Linked DNA regions of Homo sapiens: regions 1 and 2 are each linked to region 3. The links are chromatin contacts, found by Hi-C or POLR2A ChIA-PET in ENCODE. All regions are on one chromosome and are shown on one strand. The core of a region is the stretch at or near the end of the contact, and the rest is flanking DNA. Distances in the headings are between cores, read along the strand shown. Region 1 holds the start of TADA2A (transcriptional adaptor 2A). Region 2 holds the start of ZNHIT3 (zinc finger HIT-type containing 3). Region 3 holds the start of AATF (apoptosis antagonizing transcription factor).

Region 1 (3,879 bases), core at 1,247-3,746, 460 kb before region 3:
TGTGGTAGCTCATGTCTGTAACTCCAGCACTTTGGGAGACTGAGGCAGATGAATCTCCAGAGGTCAGGAGTTTCAGACCAGCCTGGGCAACATAGTGAGAACCCCGTCTCTACCAAAAATACAAAAAAATTTGCTTGGCGTGGTGGCGGGCGCCTATAATCCCAGCTACTCGGGAGGCTGAGGCATGAGAGTTGCTTGAACCAGGCAGGTGGAGGTTGCAGTGAGCCGAGATTGTGCCACTGCACTCCAGCCTGGGCGACAGTGCAAGATCCTGTCTCAAAAATAAATAATAAATAAGTGAAAGCAGAGACTATATCGGATACCTATCTGTATGCTTTTAAAATGCCAAGCATACAGGAGGAATACAATAAACACATAGTAGTGGACTAATAAATGTTAATTCTACAAAAGGTTAATTTATCTTTAGCTTTTCTGAAGTGATTTTTTTCACCCTGGTAATTTTTAGCTTGGAGAATAATTCATCACTAAGTGTGGGCAACATTTCTGCTAACGCTGCCATCAAAGAACTTTCCCTTTTTGGGGTGGGGTAGGTCTCCCTTTGCTGTCCTCTCAGGAAAAGTTGAGCTCTGAAGAAAAATGAGTCTAGCAAGGGTGTATTACGAACGCAGCAATCAAATAACTGCCAAATTTACTGAACTTTTTCAATTTGCTAGGTACCCGTGGGTACCAAGGTGTGGGGATTCTTTGAATCCTCACTCCCACACTTTTGGGGCAAGCTGCTTTTTCAAAAGCAAGCAAGCTCTGAAAGAGTATGTTACTTGCGCAGTGTCTTACAAGGGATAGCTGTGTCATTTCAAATACAGATGTCAAGGCTGGACGCAGTGGCTCACGCCTGTAATCCCAGCACTTTAGCAGGCCGAGGCAGGCAGATCACCTGAAGTCGGCAGTTCGAGATCAGCCTGACCAACATGTAGAAACCCTGTCTCTACTAAAAATACAAAATTAGCTGGGCGTGGTGGCGTATGCCTGTAATCCAGCTACTTGGGAGGCTGAGGCAAGAGAACTGCTTGAACCCGGGAGGTGGAGGTTGCGGTGGGCTGAGAACGCGCTGTTGCACTCTGGCCTGAGCAACAAGTGTGAAACTCCCTCTCAAAAAACAAAAACAAAAACAGACGTCCAGTAAAGGATGCACAGTCAATAGGGACTGATCAACACTCGAAAAAGCACAGTAGGAGGCCGGGTGCGGTGGCTCACGCCTGTAATCTCAGCACTTTGGGAGTCCCAGGTGGGCAGATAACCTGAGGTCAGGAGTTCGAGATCAACCTGGCCAACACAGCGAAACCCCATCTCTACTAAAAATACAAAAAATAGCCAGGTGTGGTGGCGGGCGCCTGTAATCCCAGGTACTCGGGAGGCTGAGGCAGGAGAATCGCTTGAACCTGGGAGGCAGAAGTTGCAGTGTGTTGAGATGGCGCCATTGCACTCCAGCCTGGGCGAAAGAAACGCCATCTCAAAAAATAAAAAAATAGTAGGGCCGGGCGTGGTGGCTCACGCCTGTAATCCCAGCACTTTGGGAGGCCGAGGCGGAAGGATCACTTGAGGTCAGGAGTTCGAGACCAGCCTGGCCAACATGGTGAAACCCCACCTCTGCTGAAAATACAAATATTAGCTGGGCGTGGTGGCCCACGCCTCAGGCACGAGAATCGCTTGAGCCTGGGAGGCGGAGATTGCAGTGAGCCGCGATCGTGCCACTGCACTGCAGTACAGCCTAGGAGAAAAAAAAAAAAAGGCAAAAAAGCACAATATTGCAGTCTGCAGAATCTTCTTTCTCCCCCTTTCACAAGAGACCACATTCTGACACCAACTTCCGTGGAAACACTGGCGCTAGCTCCAAACTAACAATCGCCAAATTCGAATCAGTTACCGGGAGAAGGAAGTGAGGCACTTCGCCGGGCAGGAGTCCACGTTGGGAGGAGGAAAGGCGCAGGCTCCCGAGTTGTGGAGCCAACGTTCAAATCCTTACGGGGTGGGACCGGCCTGGGCCAGTCATTTTACCTGCGCCTCAGCTCTAACAGGGTACTGAAATACCTACTTTGGGGGGCCTGCTAGGAAATTCAAATGGGCAACGCTGGTCAGGGGCATCTGGCACAGTGGCCATTCTTGGTAGAGCTACGCGCTCCAGGGCTGAGCGGGAAATGGCGAGGCCGGGGCACTGGGGCACCGCCCAGACGCGGGGCGGGCCCCCGGGGTCAGGCCCGGCCCCACACCGCCCTCCCCCACAGAGCGGCGAGGCCCGCCGCTGCCCGCCCGCCGGCCCGCCAGCCTGCCGCGTCAAGCCCGCCGCCGGGGCCCGCAGCCCGCGACTCCTCCCCCGCCGCACCTCGTGGCCCCCGCTTCTCCCTAGTCCCGCTAGAGGGGCTCGCGCTCCGCCACCCGCCCGCCCGCCCGCCCAGCGCTGCCTGGCGCCTCACCTCGCCGAGACCCCCTAATCCGCGCCAAAGAGCCGCCGGTCGCGCGCGCCTCCGGGCTTTGCGTGCGCGCCCCCGGGCGGCGCAGTGGCGAGCGCGCCGCGTGCCGCGCGCCCGCCGCCTCCGCCCCTCGGCCGTGGAGGCCCCCGCCGGGTGCTGAGCGCCCGCCACCGCCCTCTTGGCCTTTTCCCGGTCCCCGCCGCGCGCCTGCTGCTGTCCCCGTGCCCGAGGACTGGGAGGATGGGGCTGAGCCGCTTGCCTGACTTTTGATCCGACCAGTAATCACTTTGCCCGTGTGGCGCGTGGCCCGTTGCCTGAGGCTTCCTGGCGCGTGGGGCTGTTTGGTCCCCTCCGGAGTGCGGTGAGGCGGGCCGAGCCGGGACTGCCTGGGTTTGGGGATAACGTTCCCATCTCCACCCCTGTTGCAGCAAGGGAAATTGAGGCTGAGGGAACTGGGCCCAGGGACGGCGAGCCGTGGCGCCTCTCCAGTCCGGGCCCCGAAGGGCTGCTCGTGGATGAACCAGACTGATTTTAAGGGGTGAAGAGGGTGCGTTTCAATCAGATGCTCCTGGAACGTCGAAATTGTCTTCTTTGGAAAGAACCATCCCCTCTTTGGGCTTCAGAGGCCCAAATTGAGGCGCAATGATGAGAGGATGTGGTGGTCTACTCTGATGTCAATCTTGAGGGCTAGGTATGTCCCAAGATCTCTTATTACTGCTGTTAATGATGATTCTAATAGCTACCATTTGTCGAGTACTTATTGCATGCCAGACATTGCACAAAGCAGGTTACACATACGGTCTCATTTAAAACTTGTGAGGTAGGCACCTGTTGTTATCCCTATTTTCCAGGTGAAGAAATCTAGGCACTGACATAAATAACTTGGGATCACACTGCTAGGAAGTACTGGGGAAGGGAATTCAAACCATGGTTTATCTGAACTATATAACTGTTACATCTATTTAGAAGTCTGCCTTTGATAAATTTGCCCAACCTTTTTTTAGAATTCACTTACACTTTATGCCTGTGTGAACCCTTTCATTCTTTTTTGGTATATGCATAATACAAGTTCATTCCAAAAAAAAAAAAAAAAAAAAGCCCTGCCGGGCGCGGTGGCTCACGCCTGTAATTCCAGCACTTTGGCAGGCCGAGGCGGGCGGATCACAGGGTCTGGAGTTCTAGACCAGCCTGACCAACATGGTGAAATCCCGTCTCTACTAAAAATACAAAAAATTACGCGGGTGTGGTGGCAGGCACCTGTAATCCCAGCTACTCCGGAGGCTGAGGCAGTAGAATCGCTTGAACCCTGGGGGCAGAGGTTACAATGAGCCAAGATCTTGCCATTCCACTCCAGCCTGGGCAACGAGAGCGAAACTCTGTCTCAAAAAGAAAAGAAAAGGAAAGAAAAACCACCTCCCACCAGGTTAAATAAATAATTAACATTTTGGTA
Region 2 (4,273 bases), core at 1,720-4,219, 460 kb after region 3:
TCTCAAAAAGAAAAAAAAAAAAAATGGGCAAATGAGCCAAACAGACACTTCTCAAAAGAAGACATATAAATGGCCAACAAGTACATGAAAAAATGTTCAACATCACTAATTATTAGGGACATGCAAGTCAAGACCACAATGAGGTATCATCTCACCACAGTAAGAATGGCTATTATCAAAAAGAAAAAAACATGTTGGCAAGGATGTGGAGAAAAGGGAACTCTTATACACTGCACTGTTATTGGGAATGTAAATTAGTATAGTCATTATGGAAAACAGCATAGAGGTTCCTAAAAAAAAACTACGAATAGAACTACCATATGATCCAGCAATCCCACTACTGTATATATATCCAAAGGAAATGAAATCAGTCTGCCGAAGAGATACCTGCACTCCTGCGTTTACTGCTAGTCACAACAGCCAAGATAAGGAATGAACCTAAGGATCCACCAACAGATGGATAAAGAAATGCGGTACATATATACACTGGATATTAGCCATAAAAAACCATGAAATCCTGTCACTTGCAGGAACATGGATGAGCCCAAAGAACATAATGTTAAGTGAAACAAGCCAGGCACCATAAGATGTTCTTGTTAACATGTGGATGCTAAGCAAGTTGATTTCACAGAAGTAGAGAGCAGAATAGTGGTAACTGGAGGCTAGGAAGAGTAGAGTGTAGGGGGCTAGGGAGAAGTTGCTTAATGGATACAAAATTACAGCTAGATGGGAGGAATAAGTTCTAGTGTTACACAGTACCTTAGTGTGACCATGTTGGCAGCAATTTATACTTTCAAATAGCTACAAGAGAGGATTGCGAGTGTTCCCAACATGAAGAAATGATTATTTGGGGCGAATATGCTAATTACCCTAATTTGATCCTTAAACATTGTATACAGGTATCGAAGTATCACACTGTAACTCAAATTGTATGCAATTATGTGTCAATTAAAAACAAATATTAAAAAGAAAAATCAACCAATAGGAGGCTTTATATAAATAATGGTCGTACCAACTATATAATGAAATAACATACAGTCCTTTAAGTCAGTGAGCTAGAACTTGTATGCACTAGTCTTTATTTTTAATTTTTTTAATTTTTTTTTAGATGGAGTCTCACTCTGTTGCCCAGGCTGGAGTGCAGTGGTGCAGTCTTGGCTCACTGCAACCTGCGTCTCCATGGTTCAAGCAATTATCCTGCCTCAGCCTCCTAAGTAGCTGGGATTACAGGCGCGCACCTCCACACCCAGCTTATTTTTGTATTTTTAGTAGAGATGTGGTTTCATAATGTTGGCCAGGCTGGTCTCGAACTCCTGACCTCAGGTGATCCACCCACCTTGGCATCCCAAAGTGCTGGGATTACAGGCATGAGCCACTGCGCCCAGCCTGTATGCACTAGGTTTTAAAAAGTGCCCAATATATAAACTCAAATGAGGATGTTGGGTACAGTCTCATTGCTGAGATTCTAAAAGCTAAAAAAAAAAGTTCTATATATTGGTACAAGAGTGGAAATAAGCTGAAAGAATCTACATCAAGCTTTTTTTTTTTTTTTTTTTGAGACAGTCTTGCTGTCTCCCAGGCTGGAGTGCAGTGGTACGATCCTGGCTCACTGCAACCTCCTCCTCCCAGGCTCAAGCGATCTTCCCACCTCTGCTTCCTGAGTAGCTGGGACCACTGGCACAGGCCACCACGCCTGGCTTTGTTTGTTTATAGAGACGGGGTTTCGCTATGTTGCCCAGGCTGGTCTCAAACTCCTGAGCTCAAATGATCCGCCCGCCTCGGCCTCCCAAAGTGCTGGGATTACAGGCGTGACCCACCGCGCCCCACCTACATCAAACTTTTTTTTTTCTTTTTTTTTCCAGACTGAGTCTGGCTCTGTAGCCCAGGCTGGAGTGCAGTGGTGCGATTTCGGCTCACTACAACCTCCGCCTCCCGGGTTCAAGCGATTCTCCTGCCTCAGCCTCCTGAGTAGCTGGGATTACAGGCGCGCACCTCGCCCGCCTAATTTTTGTATTTTTAGTAGAGACGGAGTTTCACCATGTTGGCCAGGCTGGTCTCGAACTCCTGGGCTCAGGTGATCCACCCGCCTTGGCCTCTCAAAGTGCCGGGACCACAGGCGTGAGCCACCGCGCCCGGCCAGGTCACTTCTTTTTAACTGTACAAAAGTGTGTTCACATCATACACAGAACTTACTTGGTTCTTTTTTTCTCTTAACAAATCAAGGACGTCTCCTTGTATTGTACATGGACTTACCTCTTTGTTTCTAACAAGACATTATTTACACGAGTGAAAATACTGTTAAAGTTAGCGCAGTTTCAGCCAAATGGTGAGGGGCTACATCAGAATACTGAGGAAGAAACTGCTAGGGTAGACCTCGGTGGGAAAAGCAATCGGAAACTATTTCTAAGCAAAAAAGAGTAACACGCAGAAGGAGAAGCGGGGTAGAAGAAAGGCTACTGACCAAAACCCTGAGAGCGATTACAGGCAGGGACAACAGAGGGAACTGTCCGACACACAGAGACACCAGGGACCAAGTCAGAGGAAGCAAGGTTCCTGCAGAACCCGCGGAGACCCGAGGCGGGAAAGGAAGCGCAGCCCAAGGGTCCACGCCCCCAAGACGGAGGCTGGACGTGGGGGCTGCCCCGTGCGCAGTGGTACGAGGGCTGGCGGGGACGGGGCTCACCTTTGTGCTTCCGGAAGCAGACTACCGAGCAGCTGTAACAACAGAGGCCACAGGCCGCGTCAGCCCCGAGGGTCCCCGGCCCCTCCAGCAGCCCGCCCGCTCCCGCCCGGCCTCCCGGCCTCCCGCCCTCCCGCCATGGCCGGACACCCGCGCCCCTGGACCCCGCGACCTCCCCGCTCACTAGGGCACGCGGCAGGCTGGACAGCGGTATTTGGGCTTCTCCAAGCAGATCACGCAGACGACGGTGCTACATTTGAGCGACGCCATGGTTTTGTGGAAGGAGACTGTTCACTGCGCCGCCGCGCGCCTCTCACGCAGCCGCGCCCGCGTGCACGCCCCTTTTTCCGTTTCCTAAACGGGGACCAATCAGCGCTCAGCAGGTAGGCAAAAGCAATGGACTGATCCTGCTCACTGTTCCAGCCCTCGTACTTAGAGCGTCGATACACTCGATGCGCATCTATTAGCTGCGTCCCAGGTTTTCCTTGATTAGATCACAGCGTCGAAGAACTTGTTATGTAGCCCAGTCCCTGTCCCTATGCGGCCGTGTGGCTTGGAGCAAGCCATCGACACTGTCCAGGTGTGTTGCCCCGCATGTAAAAAAGAAAACAATACATGGAACTAAACGTCCTTTACTTTCTGGCTGGGACTTCCTGAATCTTGCAGGGACATTGGGGTTCATCCGCCCATCTCATCTGCTTATTCTTGGCAAAGGACAAGTCCAGACATTGGGCGAACCAGAATCGGTTGGATCACGCAGTAGACAGGAACCTGCCCTTCCCAACCTAGACCATTTTTCACTGGGGAAAGAAAGATGAGCCTGAACAGTGGCAAATGTTTGAGCTCCAACTGTGAGCCCTTCCGGGCTGGGGACCCCCCGGGGTCTTCTAATGAAGAAGTCGTCTCTGTCCCCTGGGAACTAAATGCTTAGAGTGAAAGTAGGACGGGGAAACGGGGAGGAAAGAGACTCACTCTTAGAGTCCTGCCGTCGCTACCCTGCACCTGCACGCCCCTGAGACTGAGTGCTTCTTAAATTTTGCACTCTAGGCTCCTCACACCTCCCCCTAGTCCCGGAAGCTAATTGACCAGGAAGCAGGCCAGTGACCACTAGTCCCAAGACGGGGATCCCAGGCAGATGAGTCTGGATAGATGGGCTATGATGGGACTTGAATGCCACCACAAACTTTAGGTTTAGAAAAAGTAATGTTTTTTGTTGTTTGTTTTTTAAGGAAATTTGCTTGCAGCTAGGCATGGCCCAGCCTTACCTTAGCTCCCATCCTACCTGCACTGGGCCCTCCCAGGGCCATAAATCACCCTTACTCCCAAGTGCCTCCTCTTCTGTGTTGGCCGTTCAGCCTTCAGGGTCCCTCTTCAATAAAGGTGTCTGCAGGGATGTATCTGCAACAACCGAGGCAGTGGTTTGAACCTTGGCTCAACCCCCTCCCTGGCTGTGTGACCTGGAGGGGTTGGTTACCCCCTCTGAGCTCCCTCATCTATTAAAGTGGATGTTTGGGCCTACTTTCCTGAGCTGTTGTAAAGCAGAGAGGAGACCATGTGCAAAAGTTTTGTAATCAGAAGTGCTACCTGATATCT
Region 3 (4,139 bases), core at 248-2,747:
AAAAATTAGGGAAGAGAAGAGTTCCATTCAAAAATGTCTACTCACCAGACGATCCTGGCAGAGTCTGCTCCCAATGGTCTTCATTCCATGCTTTTCTAGAGGTGGTTTTGCCGCAATACCTTTTGTCCGTGTCCAAGAGGGAGGCTGATGCCAGTTTTCTAATGCTACCCACTACTAGGAAATCACCTTCCCCATCTTCCCCTTCATCAAACCTGTCAATCACCCTGGCAGCAGTGGCTGTCGGGGGAGAGGGAAAAGTAAACAGAATCTCCAGGTTAGCAGAAACTTTAACGGGAACCCTGGTCGACCCATTTATCTCATAGTTGAACGTCCTTTACGAAATCCCCACCAACTTCCAGGAATAGGAAATTCACTCTCTCCCAAAGTAGAACACTGTCTTACTGCTGTTTCTAAACAGAAAGTTGACTCCTGGCATCTACTAGTGGGATCTATTTCTATGACTTGGATCCTATCAAACTAGTTGAATTCCTCTTCAATGTGTGACAGTCGCTCCAATATCTTAAATCAGTCATCACGTTCTCCCCTCACTCTGTCCCATTCTTTGGGGAGTTTTCTTTGCTTATTCTGGCTAAACAGTCCCGAGTTTCTTCAACTGATCTTCCTAAGATACGGTTCAGCACTCGCATTTATCCCTCCTTATTATCCCTTTCTCACACTTCCGACTCAAGTCTAAAGCGGGATTACTCCCAGCTAGACTCTGAACATCAGCTTACAGAACAGGAGTCTCAGTCGTCAGCCACTGAACAAGTGTCTTGAGACTTCAAGAGACTTAAACAGCACCAGAAAATCCTTCCATCAGTCTCCAACTTAGTTTTGAAGGGCAACCTGAATTAAAAACATGCGACTTTCTTCTCCTCCTTTCTAACGCAATACCAGAAAGGGCATCCTCAAAGCTAACTTCCAACTTGCTAGCAGACTCTCTGGCTCCCTCCAACAGGCCTGGAGCAAGTAAACCTGAAGACCAGCTCCTCTCGGCCTGAGCCCTCGATCTGTTCCGCCCATCCAGCCGAGCACCAAGTTTCGAGTGCGTGTGAAAAGAAGCCGAAGCCCTCCTCCCGAGGCCGGGACCACCCTCGCGGGAGGCGACGTTCCTCTGCGCCAAGCGAAGGAGCGCAGGCCCGGCGGCCTCGCGCACGCCCCTCCCACGCCGCCCCCTTGCCCCACAGGGCCTGGCCCACCGCTCCGCACGTGGCCTGCCCCAGTCCGGCCTCACCTTCCTCGGGGTCCGCTTCAGGGTCCGCCTCGCTTGGTCGCGGGTTCAACAACTGTTCCAGTTGCAGCGCCAGGGGCTGCGGCCCCGCCATCGTCACCAGCTCCCGGTCCACTCCGCTTCGCGCACGTAAATGTGCGGCCCAACCCCCGGCCCCGAAGCTCCTTCCCTGCCGGATCCTCTCGCCTTGATCCGATTCCCCGACTCCGCCAGAGACCGCGCGGAGGCCACCCCACAGCTCTGGACCGGCCACTTCCGGGAGGCGCGCGGGAGGGGGCGGGGCCTGCGCGTCACTGCGGGCGTTGCTAGCATGAAGGCGGAAGCGCGCAGAAGGTTGAAGGGATTGGAGCCGTATGGGCGCGTGTGCGCGTGCGCGTGCGAGTGCGCGGGAAGGGGCGGTGCGGAAGCGCGCCAAGGCACGTGACCGCTTCTGTCGCTGAGATGCGATTGCGATGCGCGCGGCCAGTGTCCCCTTGTACAAAATATGCCTCGAGATTTGTGCGAGATTCGCTTAGGAATAAAGCATAGCGTAGCCGTGGCCCACGGTGGCTGATTTGGGAAGGAGGAGGGAGTAGGGCTTAAGCTGCTCGAATCGCGGGTGCGCACTCGGGCACGCAGAGACTGGGACCCAAAGCAGGTTTGTCATTTCGCAATTTATAGTAGTCTGAGGCCGGGCACACGCCTCCCGCCCTTCAGCGGCCAGGATTTGGGAATCCTATGTCAGGGATATGCACGTGTAAGTGTGTGGCGGACTGCTGGCGTCTTTCTTAATGGGAATACTTAGGAATCGCTGTGGCTAAAGATAGTTTCAGTAGCGTCTCTAAGTACCCTTGCCTGAGCAAGGGAAAGGGGGTGGGGTGTGGATTACTCCACTGCATACCCCTCGGTATTGATTATCTTTGCTGTTCAGAGATGAGGGCATGCTCAGGCAGCTTAAGCAGGTGCACAAATGCAGAAAAATACAGGTCTACCGTTAGAGGGACAGACTCAAAATATAAAGACTTAATAGTATAAATGTAATTGCACCCCGCACACGGAAAGACACAATCGCTTTACATCCTCTTTCCTTCATCAAGCATTCCCTGACTGCCCACTATGTGGCAGGCACTGCTAGATAAGATACAAGATAAGTAAGTTGGATTCTCCCCCCCACGGTAATCAGCCTAGGAGGGTAGACAAACATGTAAACAGAAACTGCAATAAGGGATGATAAGTGTGACTACAAAGTGGTCTATTCTTATGGTATCTGTTGGAGGTTGCCTGTAGAGACCTAGACCCCTCTAAACAGAATCTGCCTCAAAAGGATCCAGAAAAGAGATGTTAGTGGTGCACTGTGGCAGTGCCCCTTGGGTACAGCCCGGGCCAGTTGGATCCCACAGCTGAACAACTGGGGAACCCTCAGCTCTCTACTGTCTCCCATGAAAACCAAGGGAAGAGAGGATCTCTGACTTTCACAATCTTCATATGTCCTCAGGGCCAAGAGCAATAAGAGGACACCACTTTAGTGGAGCCTGTTCCATGTCCCTGTAAAGTGGCCCTTGAAGAATGAAGACAACCAGGGCTGCAGAGGGGAAGGAGAACCTGTCTGAGGGTAAACCCCCTCAGACATGGAAGGAAAAGAATGCCAGGCTAGGCAGGGCACTCAGGAGAAGAAAACGGCTTTTTACCATCCATAAGAGAGCTTAGCCTAAGAGAACAGTTTTTCGTTTATCCTCTATAATTGCAGTCTTGTGCCTGTGTCCGGGCCTCCCAAGCAAAAGTGTGTTCCTTGCTCCTTGACAAGGTGCCATGGGGCTTCAAAGGACAAAAATGTTTCTCCCACCCCACATTTAAGAAACTACCTCCTGCAATCCTATCCCCTTGCTATGTTGGGTACTTACAATGCTTAGAAACCTGGCCTTTGAGGTAAAGAGAAGGAAGAAAAGAGAAAGGGAGGTGAGTCACTGCAGAGACCACCTCTAAGCTGTCATGCAAACAGGACACTGCTGGTCAATTTGGGGGCTGTGCTGGGCAAACACTCAGCAGAAAATGCCATAGACCTGTTTACTTACTCTCCCTTCTCTGTCCTGGTCCCTACTGACTTGGGAAGCCATTTTAGCAAGGAATCAAGACCGTTCTACTGTCACACACATCCCAGGGCCCCCCAAAATGTTTGCCTGACCTTATACTGAAGGTAGAAAGAGGACTCCAGGAGTGGAGGGAAGAGGAAGTAATTCTAGGAATTAAGATGCAACTGAGAGTAGTTGAGGCAAGGGACAGGGGAGCAAATTCTCAAATACTCCCTCTGGGGGCCTCTCCCTACCTGCATTCCAGTGTCTTGAGATGGTGGGGGAAGGGCTTATTGATGGGGTAGGGATGGAGATGGAGAGTGGACTGTGGCGAGGAGTTTCAACCTCTGACTGATGTAGAGATGAGAGCAGATGAGAGGAACAGGGAGAGGAGAATAAGGGTGAGCAGTTCCCTAACAGAATGGCCTTCTCCAGAGAAGGCGGAGGGGCGCCCAGTCCACAATCCCTCTCCCTGCCCTCCAAGGGCTGCAAAGTGGCAGGCGATTAGGCACAGCAGAGGATGGGCAAGGGGTGACACTTTCCAATTGTCCCAAACAACTGTCTGCTCACTTGACAAGGAGTTTCAAGAGTTTGGGAAAACCAAGTTCCCACTTGCCTCTCTTCAGATGCTGTCCACCCTCAGGTGCCAGCCCTGGCAATGCCTATCCTGGCTCTCCACAGGTAATACTTCCCCAAGTGCCTCACCTAGAGCAGCTTACCAGCGGCAGCCAGCCCGGAGAAGTTGGGTGGGTGAGCTTCAGCTCCCTCGCCAGAGCAGATGGTGGCTCCCTGCTGCTGGAACCCTGAAGGCAGGTGGCGAGAGGCACAGAGGTGGTGGCTTTAAGATGGCCACAGGGAGA

What was found. Hi-C counts contacts between places; a loop is a spot of excess contacts on that map. ChIA-PET counts read pairs that join two places held with the same protein, here RNA polymerase II (POLR2A). Pooled maps may share reads with other maps.
Region 1: a map of CD4-positive, alpha-beta T cell shows a loop between it and region 3 (9-fold over the local background). The contact joins the promoter of TADA2A here to the promoter of AATF in region 3. A Hi-C loop is called at or near these places in 2 of 168 maps with a recorded cell type or tissue (CD4-positive, alpha-beta T cell and gastrocnemius medialis), 3 of 37 single-sample maps with no recorded cell type and 15 of 50 pooled maps. POLR2A ChIA-PET finds 5 or more read pairs at or near these places in 1 of 52 experiments (activated T-cell).
Region 2: a map of B cell shows a loop between it and region 3 (21-fold over the local background). The contact joins the promoter of ZNHIT3 here to the promoter of AATF in region 3. A Hi-C loop is called at or near these places in 8 of 168 maps with a recorded cell type or tissue (B cell, CD4-positive, alpha-beta T cell, CD8-positive, alpha-beta T cell and 5 more), 6 of 37 single-sample maps with no recorded cell type and 23 of 50 pooled maps.

What each region holds. Positions count from the first base shown.
Region 1 is chr17:37,405,503-37,409,381 of GRCh38, reverse strand. TADA2A (transcriptional adaptor 2A) reads right to left here and starts at 2,496. Exons shown (of 16, transcript NM_001166105.3): 1 at 2,433-2,496. ACACA (acetyl-CoA carboxylase alpha) reads left to right here and starts at 2,546. Exons shown (of 56, transcript NM_198834.3): 1 at 2,546-3,120. The coding sequence starts at 3,083. RefSeq lists an enhancer at 680-1,364.
Region 2 is chr17:36,485,377-36,489,649 of GRCh38, reverse strand. ZNHIT3 (zinc finger HIT-type containing 3) reads right to left here and starts at 2,969. Exons shown (of 5, transcript NM_004773.4): 1 at 2,865-2,969; 2 at 2,684-2,715. The coding sequence starts at 2,950. LOC105371749 (a long non-coding RNA gene) reads left to right here and starts at 2,971. Exons shown (of 3, transcript XR_934710.4): 1 at 2,971-3,063. RefSeq lists an enhancer at 2,315-3,248.
Region 3 is chr17:36,946,312-36,950,450 of GRCh38, reverse strand. It overlaps AATF (apoptosis antagonizing transcription factor), which reads right to left and starts at 1,497. Exons shown (of 12, transcript NM_012138.4): 1 at 1,235-1,497; 2 at 46-237. The coding sequence starts at 1,325.